Linked DNA regions of Homo sapiens: region 1 is linked to region 2. A link is a loop called in an ENCODE intact Hi-C map of the cell type or tissue named here. Cell type or tissue: CD14-positive monocyte. All regions are shown on one strand. Each heading gives the region's core, and the rest is flanking DNA. Links, peaks and the distances in the headings are about the cores only.

Region 1 (4,021 bases), core at 652-3,151, 140 kb after region 2:
TTTTTAAGCCAATTGGAAAACTCTACTATAGATCCTATATATAGAAAAAAATTATAATACCTTTTTTTTTGAGACAGAGTCTCGCTTTGTCGCCAAGGCTGGAGTGCAGGGGCACGATCTCGGCTCACTGCAAGCTCCGCCTCCCGGGTTCAAGTGATTCTCCTGCCTCAGCCTCCCAAGTAGCTGGGATTACAGGCACACACCACTATGCCCGGCTAATTTTTTTATTTGTAATAGAGGCAGGGTTTCACCATGTTGGTCAGGCTGGTCTTGAACTCCTAACCTCGTGATCCGCCAGCCTCAGCCTCCTAAAGTGCTGGGATTATAGGCGTGAGCCACCACACCCAGCTTAGAACCTTTTTCTGTAAATATTCCTATTAATGTAAAAAATCATTTTATTTTATGGTTAAAACAACACAATTGGGACCAGCTATCTTCAGAGTTTTAGTTTTTTAAAGCTCACATTTTTACCCTATTTCTGATATTTCTTGTCTACACTTATACCATGGATATTTCTTGTATACACTTATACCATTGATGTTCTTTGATGTTTCTTGTTTACTTGTATAGCATTGATGTTATTTAAGATTATTTTATGTGCTCTGTGGACAGATGCTTCTAATTTAATGTTTTCATTAAATTCATTTGTGTGATTTACAATTTATGACAGATGATTCTGACTTCCCAGTGAGTGACAGCAATTTTCCTTTTTGAGTAAATTTATTTAAGTAAAGACCTGACTCATATTAAAGAAAAATATGAGTACAGGGTAGTATTGACATGATATAGCGCCACAATTCTGAATGTGGTATCTAAATGACTAATGTCTGGGAAATGCTTGAAACACCTACACTGGAGATGTATAGCCAACCAACCGAATATCTTCATTTTTGTATCAATATTTGGTACCTGCCAACTTTTTAAAAATTTTATTTTAATCCCCTCCTGCTTTGTTACATTTTTGGCAAAGAGGGAATGGTCTATGGATGAGGGTTGAATGCTCGGTTCTTTTTTTTTTTTTTTTTTTTTTTCTGAGACAGAGTCTCGCTCTGTCGCCCAGACTGGAGTGCAGTGACCGGATCTCCGCTCACTGCAAGCTCCGCCTCCCGGGTTCACGCCATTCTCCTGCCTCAGCCTCCCGAGTAGCTGGGACTACAGGCGCCCGCCACCACGCCCGGCTAATTTTTTGTATTTTTAGTAGAGACGGGGTTTCACCGTGTTAGCCAGGATGGTCTCGATTTCCTGGCCTCGTGATCTGCCTGCCTTGGCCTCCCAAAGTGCTGGGATTACAGGCGTGGGCCACCACGCCCGGCCTGCCTGATTCTTTAGGAAATAGGTCTTCAGGACCCCCACACTTAATCCTGGGATGTGAAAGTGATAAGTCTCAGTCAACTTAGGTGCAATGCCTTATCCAGGTATGAATGCAGTCTTTCCCTGAGCTGAATAAAACTCAAGAATCAAAGACTCTGTTCTTGCTTTCTCAATCTGCTGTTGTCTCCACTCAGCTCACTTCCTATGGAAAGGACTCAGGTATGGGGCAGAGTCACTTCCTGCACCACACCATCAGCAAAGCTAGCTCCTCTTGGCTGGCGCAGGCCCTCTGGCTTCCCAGCTATGAGGTCACGCCAGCTGAGAATTCAATGATCTGTCTTAACCACAGTGACTCATGCAGCCTCTGGTTACCCTGCGGCTGGGACCCAGTTCCTGTACAGGAAGACATATTTTAAATGATTACATGAATGACGGAGAGTGCGCAGAGGGCTTTCAAAGATTTGGAACAACCAGCCGGAAGCGCCAAAACTTACCCGGGTTTGTTCAACCTCATTTGGTTTGAGAATTAGAAGGACTGGTCCCGACGGGTGCTCTCTGACTACTGCTAAGAATCTCTCGTCCTTTCTAGCAGTGATGGCCTGGCGGCCACACTCAGCACAAGTTAACGATTCCAAGTGCAGGAAGAAGTAAGGAGTGAGAAATAAGAATAAAATAAAAAATAAAATCCCCCTAAATTGTCGCAATTTGAAAACTTTTCTCAAATCCTCAAAGGAAGATAATTGTCTAAACTCCAGGGGCAGCTCGAGGCTCAGAAGAAAGAGTGTAGACTTATTCTAAAGAGAATGAGAGTGAGGACTGGGCACCAAACGTGCGCTAAGTGCCAGCACGCTCATTCCTTTTATGTAATCTGCTCCTCTCCTCCATTGCGTTTTTTTCTTTTAAATAGACTTTATTTCAGTTTTTGGTTCACAAGAGATACAGAGATTTCCCATATACCTCCTGTTGCTTACACATACATGCAATCACCCCGTTACCAACATCCCCCACCAGGGTGGTACCTTTGTTACAACTGAGGAACCTACATTGACCCATCATCACCACCCAAAGTACATAGCTATGTCAGTGTTCACTCTTGATGTTGTACATTCTATGGGTTTACACAAATGTACAAAGACATGGATCCACCATTATAGTATCCTATAGAGTAGTTTCACTGTCCTAAAATCTTCTGTGCTCTGCCTATTCATCCTTCCCTCCTTACCCCTGGACACCACTGATTTTTTTTTTTTTTTTTTTTTTTTTTTTTTTTTTTGAGACAGAGTCTCGCTCTGTTGCTCAGGCTGGAGTGCAGTGGTGTGATATTGGCACACTGCAACCTCTGCCTCCTAGGTTCAAGCAATTCTCCTGCCTCAGCCTCCTGAGTAGCTGGGACTACAGGTGCATGACGCCACGCCCGGCTAATTTTTTTGTATTTTAGTAGAGACGGGGTTTCACCATGTTGCCCAGGCTGGTCTCAAACTCCTGAGTTCAGGCAATCCACCCGCCTCCGCCTCCCAAAGTGCTAGGATTATAGTCTTGAGCCACCGCACCCAGTCAATCTTTTTACTGTCTCCATAGTTTGCCTTTTCCAGAATGTCGTATGGTTGAAATTGTACCATATATAGCCTTTTCACACTGGCTTCTTTCACTTTATTATAGGCTTTTGAGATTCTCCCATGTCTTTTCATGGCTTGTTAGCTTCTGTCTTTATAGTGCTGAATAATATTCTGTTGTCTGGGTGTACCACATTTTATTTATCCATTTGCCTACTGAAGGCAGTCTTGGGTGCTTTCAAGTGTTAATACTTATGAATAAACCTGCCATAAACACCCATGTGCCTTTTGTGAGACATAAATTTTAATCTCCTTTGGGTAAACATCAAGGAGTGGGATTGCAGGATGGTATGCTAAGAGGATGTTCAGTTTTGTAAGAAGCCACCAAACTGTCTTCCAAGTGGCTGTTCCATTTTGCATTTCCATTGGTACTGAATCAGAGTTCCGGTAACAGAGTTCCCCAGTACTCTTGGAAGCACTGGGAGTTGTCAGTGTTCTCGATTTTGTCTATTTTAACAGGGGTGTAGTGGCATCTTATTGTTGTTTTGATTTTAATTCCCCTGATGATACATAATGAGAGCCTTTTGCTTTTTATTTTTCTTTATTTATTTTTATTTTTGAGACACAGTTTCACTCTGTCACCCAGGCTGGAGTGCAGTGGTGTGATCTTGGCTCACTGCAACCTCCGACTTCCAGGTTCAAGTGATTCTCCAGCCTCAGCCTCCCGAGTAGCTGGAATTACAGGTGTGCACCACCACGCCCGGCTAATTTTTGCATCTTTTCAGTAGAGACAGGGTTTCACCATATTGGCCAGACTGGTCTCGAACTCCTGACCTCAAGTAATTCTCCTGCCTTGGCCTCCCAAATTGCTGGTATTACAGGTGTGAGCCATGGCGTCTGGCCACCCTTTGCTTTTTTTGCTTTTTAACAAATTACACTAACTCAATATGTGTGGTAAGGGACTGCCCTAACATTTCACGGTTTTATCTCAAAATTTCCTATGGTATCAAAAAAGAAAAAAAAAAAGAGAGAAAGAAAAGCTTAAAAGTGCTCTCAAGGATTTGTTTGTTTGTTTGTTTAAAAGGCTTAAAAGCCTCAATCTACTGAGCAAACATGCCTCCAAGCATCTACCCTGGATATCTTTATATAACCTCAAC
Region 2 (4,021 bases), core at 745-3,244:
CCGCTTGCTGCACATATATCCATCTGCGGGGCACACCCACTGTGGGTGTGATCCTTACAGTTACTCACTGATACCTATCTCCTCAGATAAACTGACTAGCTTCACTCTCTTGGTCCTTCACCTGTCATTTACTTCCTCATTCACCGTGCACAGTTCAGCTGAGATAGGACTGTATGCACAGCTGGATGACAGCCAGCCTTCTACTTCTTTCCTGCTTTCACTGCTTACCTTCTTGTCCCTATATGGGCTCTAGATACAGCATCCTCAAGGTGGAGAAAGAGAGAGAGAGAGAAAGAGAGAGGCTTGCATTTCTGCACATTCTAGACAGGAGTGACTCTTTAACGAATTTCACTGTTGGAGGAAGACTCTGGTCCATTTTCAAGTCTCAGGTGAGGCCTGAGGATGGGGAGGAGGAAGGAGGGCTCCCGGGTTTCCAAGATAGGTTTCCCTGCCCTGTCGTATAAGTTGACTCAGCCATCTAGGAAGGGTCCTACTCCTTCCTTAGGCCTCCTCCTGATGGGAACCCCACCCCAGGTCCTAAAATCAGCCAGGATGGAAGATTCTCTTAGAAAGTAGAGAGGCCCCTTTTGTACCTCTGCCACCAGCTGTTTACCCCATGCATTCCCATCAAGACTGGGGCCAGACCCTCTTCTCTTCAGCCAACACACTCCTCAAAACTCCAAACGATATAAAAGCCTTCTTAGGAATTAACATCCTTTGGGCAACATACTTTGAAACTATTGATAATATATATAAGGTGATTGAGAGTAAAAATTCACTCTCTCACACATGTGTGTTCAGCACCTACTCTTTCCGCTGTGTGTATTTACACACAGTTAGTGAGCCAGCCTGGGCCAGGCTCTGAGTGGTCCTATCCCCAGGTTCTCCTTGGTGAATGGGCAGGGGAGACTGGCTGCAGATGAATGACTTGCTTTGACTATGTCTGGGGAAGAGGTACTGAGAGGGCTGCTGACTGGAGTGCCGACCACCTCCCGCAGACCCTTTTGGCTGGTAACAGAGATGGGGATCGAGCATTCCCAGAGATAGCTAGGAACCAACTCCAAGCCCTGCTGAGCTGGAGAAAGAACAAGGTGTTCAGCATCCCACAGCAGAGTAAAGAAAAGCAACTGCACTTCTAAAAATTCTGCTTTAAAGGCAAGTCCATGTGGTGCTACAGTAGCTCTAACAGGCACAGCCTAGGGATCTGGCATGGGATGGAATATGGGGTGGGGGAAGGGAAGAGATGATCAGCGGACAAGAGACATCCACTGTTCTTTGGCTCCCATGCAAAAGTCCCCGTTGAGTCAGGACCTCCAGGAAGAGCTGGGCCTGGTTCTGGTGGAGTCAGAAGTGGTCTCATCACCGAGCCAATCTCCCCCATGTGAATCTGCCCTATCTTCCTGGCTGAGCACCTACCTAACCATGGCCAGCGCCTTATGCCTTATGTATATCCCTTTTTGCCCCCTCACTGGAGCTGCCTTGAGGCCTGGGTGCTTCTTCCAGAAAGCATTTTCCCAGGTGAGAAGTTCTGCCGTCTGAAGCCAGCCTCCAGGCACTGCCTGCCCCTGCCTAGGCTCCCACAGCTTACCCAAGGTTTGGGGCTCCAGGCAGGGTGCCCTCCAGAGTGCCCTGGCCTGTGAGGGTGCAGGGTCGTTGGCTCAGGGCAAGATGGAAAGTTTGATATATCTGCTCCACCATTTCATTATCAGAGGGCCTTTGGGAAAGCTGGCCATGTGGTCTGCGGTGGGCAAGAATCTTGTCTTAAAGCTAAGTCAACAAGAGCAAATACACGTTTTTAACTTAAGTGATGGGTTTGTTAGGGGAACCTAGAGAAGGTGGTTGGGCGAAGGAGGCTGGAGCCTTTCTGAAACCCCTCCTTGGGGTCACCATCCACTTCTGCAATCCATCAACACTTTTAAGGGCAAGAGGCATGCGGAGACGCTGCTGTACGCCTAGTCAACGAGGCCAGCCGGAAAGCCTCCTGGGGCCGCGAAGCACCACCCAGACCCCACCATCACCCCTCCCAAACCCCCTTGCATCCCAAACCCCCAACCCCCCATCTCGTCTTTTGGGCCAGAGCGGCCGCCCGCGCTGTCCCGCCTCCAGAGGGCGCTGACGGAGAGGTGGTAGCGCCCGCTCCCGCCGCCGCGCCAAGGGGCAGCCCCAGGGACTCCACCCCTACTACCGCCACCCAGCCTAATTTGAATATTTCATTGGCTGCCGCCAGTCTGGTCAATTTATCATGCAAATGTGGGTGCCCTCCGCGCCAGAGAGGAGCCATCGCCCGCGCAGGAAAGCGGCGCCCGATTGGTGGCCGAGACAGCGGCATTTGTAATATTTTTCTTTGGGCATTAGAGTCATTTACCAATGCCATCCCCGCAACTCCAGGCACTGAATCACAAGCCACTTAAAGGGTTTTATTGGCAGCTTCGAAACTTCTTAACATGCTCTTTTATTTCAAACCAAGTGTCAACCTATTTCTGACCTCCCTCCCTTCCCCTCACCTAAAAAAGCTGCAAAAAACTCCAAACTACTTTGTTCCCTCACTATTTGCACGCGGTAACAGCCTCCGTCTTGCCACAGGTAGAAGGACTGGACCTGTTTGGGGCTAGCACTTGGTAGACCTTAAATAAATAACCTTTGAGAAGTCTTATAAAGGTGGAGGAGGGACTGTTGGAAGAGAGGCACACAAAAAGAAAACAGAAAAAGAAACGAAGAAAGAAATGGGGAAAAGAGAAGAGGCGGCAGAAAAGGGAGAAGGCAGAATTTAGGACTGCTCTGCAAAGGAGGAAAATCTTGGTGTTATCAAAGCCCTGGAGATCAGAGACTACCTGCATGCTATATTATCTAACCCTTCGGGCCACCATGTCCCCAGTCACCCTGGCCCTCCTATTGCCGAACTAAGGTGATATCCATCAAATTTCAAGAAACAAAAACGTGAAAGAATGAGGCCCCCAGAGTGTTGTCCCTCTCTTTTGTACCTGCCCTGCAGAAACTTAGGCTCCGTCTTCCCCGTTTGTAAATTGTAAATTTAGGGACAAACACAAAACCCTAACGTTGAAGACAGAGGAGAAAAGCAATGTAGGAAAGAAGAACTGGGAAACGTGATTATTCCTGGTCTTGCAAATTCCCTGGCCAGTTAATGAGGTCACCAGCCTCAGAAAGCTGGGCTATCTGGTCGGCTAAGACCTGGTGGAATCCTCCTCCTTCAGGATTCCAGCATTCAAAGAGCTGGGGTTCAGAGCCGCATCAGGTTGCCCACGTAATGATTCAGATACCTGCAGTGCGGGGCAGCTGGCGCAACCACACGGGAAGAGTTGGGCACCCCTGAGCTACAACTAGCAAATAGCTGCTCGCTCCCGACCAGGGGTGAGCCCCTAGGTGGCTGCAGCTATCTCTAGTGTAGGGATCCCCCCACCCTTATTTTTAGCTCTGCTTAAATGGTTTCCAAAAATCCATTTCACCCAAAGTGGGGTGGCGGTGGGGGTGGGGGTAAACCACGCCACGCTGCAGCGAGGAATTCGTGAAATTCCCAGCGCAACCCAAGTCGACGCGTGGGATTTGATAAAAGGGCATTTCGCCTGGAGTTAAGCGCTCCAAACTGAGTTTAATGTGCATCTGTCCTCCTTAGACTGAAATACAAAGACGTTTTATTTTCTTTATTTAATCTTCGCTCTCCTAAAAAAAAAGTTTTTGAAAGTTCCGTAGATGATTGAACGAAAGAGAATGAAGGAAGAAAGAGGTATCTGAAGATGTGAGACTCAGAGCACTGGAAAGCTTGGGGAGAGGGGAGGGAGCAGAAAATCGCCATCTCCTGTCTTGGGAAACCCGAGAAAGTGGCCGCTATGACTCACAGGACCAGAAGGTGGGTTTCTAGGCAGACCTGGTTTCCCTCTCCCCACACGCCTGTGATAACCGTACTCCTTCCTTCCTTCCCTCCCTCTTTTAGGTGTATTGTTAAGTGGGTCTTTTTTTTTAAGGTGTTTATAACTGCCTGGAAATCCTAAATCGGAAAAAATGA

What was found. Hi-C counts contacts between places; a loop is a spot of excess contacts. Peaks named below come from ENCODE experiments on the same cell type or tissue, not always from the same donor. Only the 100,000 strongest peaks of a DNase experiment are listed, where the experiment ranks them.
Region 1: it touches region 2 in a loop (2.3-fold over the local background); 13 of 110 quality-filtered maps call a loop at or near these places.

What each region holds. Positions count from the first base shown.
Region 1 is chr19:31,211,920-31,215,940 of GRCh38, reverse strand. It overlaps a transcript of TSHZ3 not described here. Among named protein-coding and RNA genes, the nearest start is that of LINC01791, 46 kb to the right of the region's middle. RefSeq lists an enhancer at 3,820-4,021. In CD14-positive monocyte, for the core only: no CTCF peak of the experiment used is centred there; a DNase peak (open chromatin) is centred at 1,630; H3K4me3 peaks cover 871 bases; H3K27me3 peaks cover 954 bases.
Region 2 is chr19:31,355,345-31,359,365 of GRCh38, reverse strand. The region is part of intron 1 of TSHZ3-AS1 (TSHZ3 antisense RNA 1); the gene reads right to left. Among named protein-coding and RNA genes, the nearest start is that of TSHZ3, 7.9 kb to the right of the region's middle. In CD14-positive monocyte, for the core only: CTCF peaks have their summits at 1,875 and 2,079 (motif pointing right); a DNase peak (open chromatin) is centred at 2,155; H3K4me3 peaks cover 421 bases; H3K27me3 peaks cover 2,232 bases.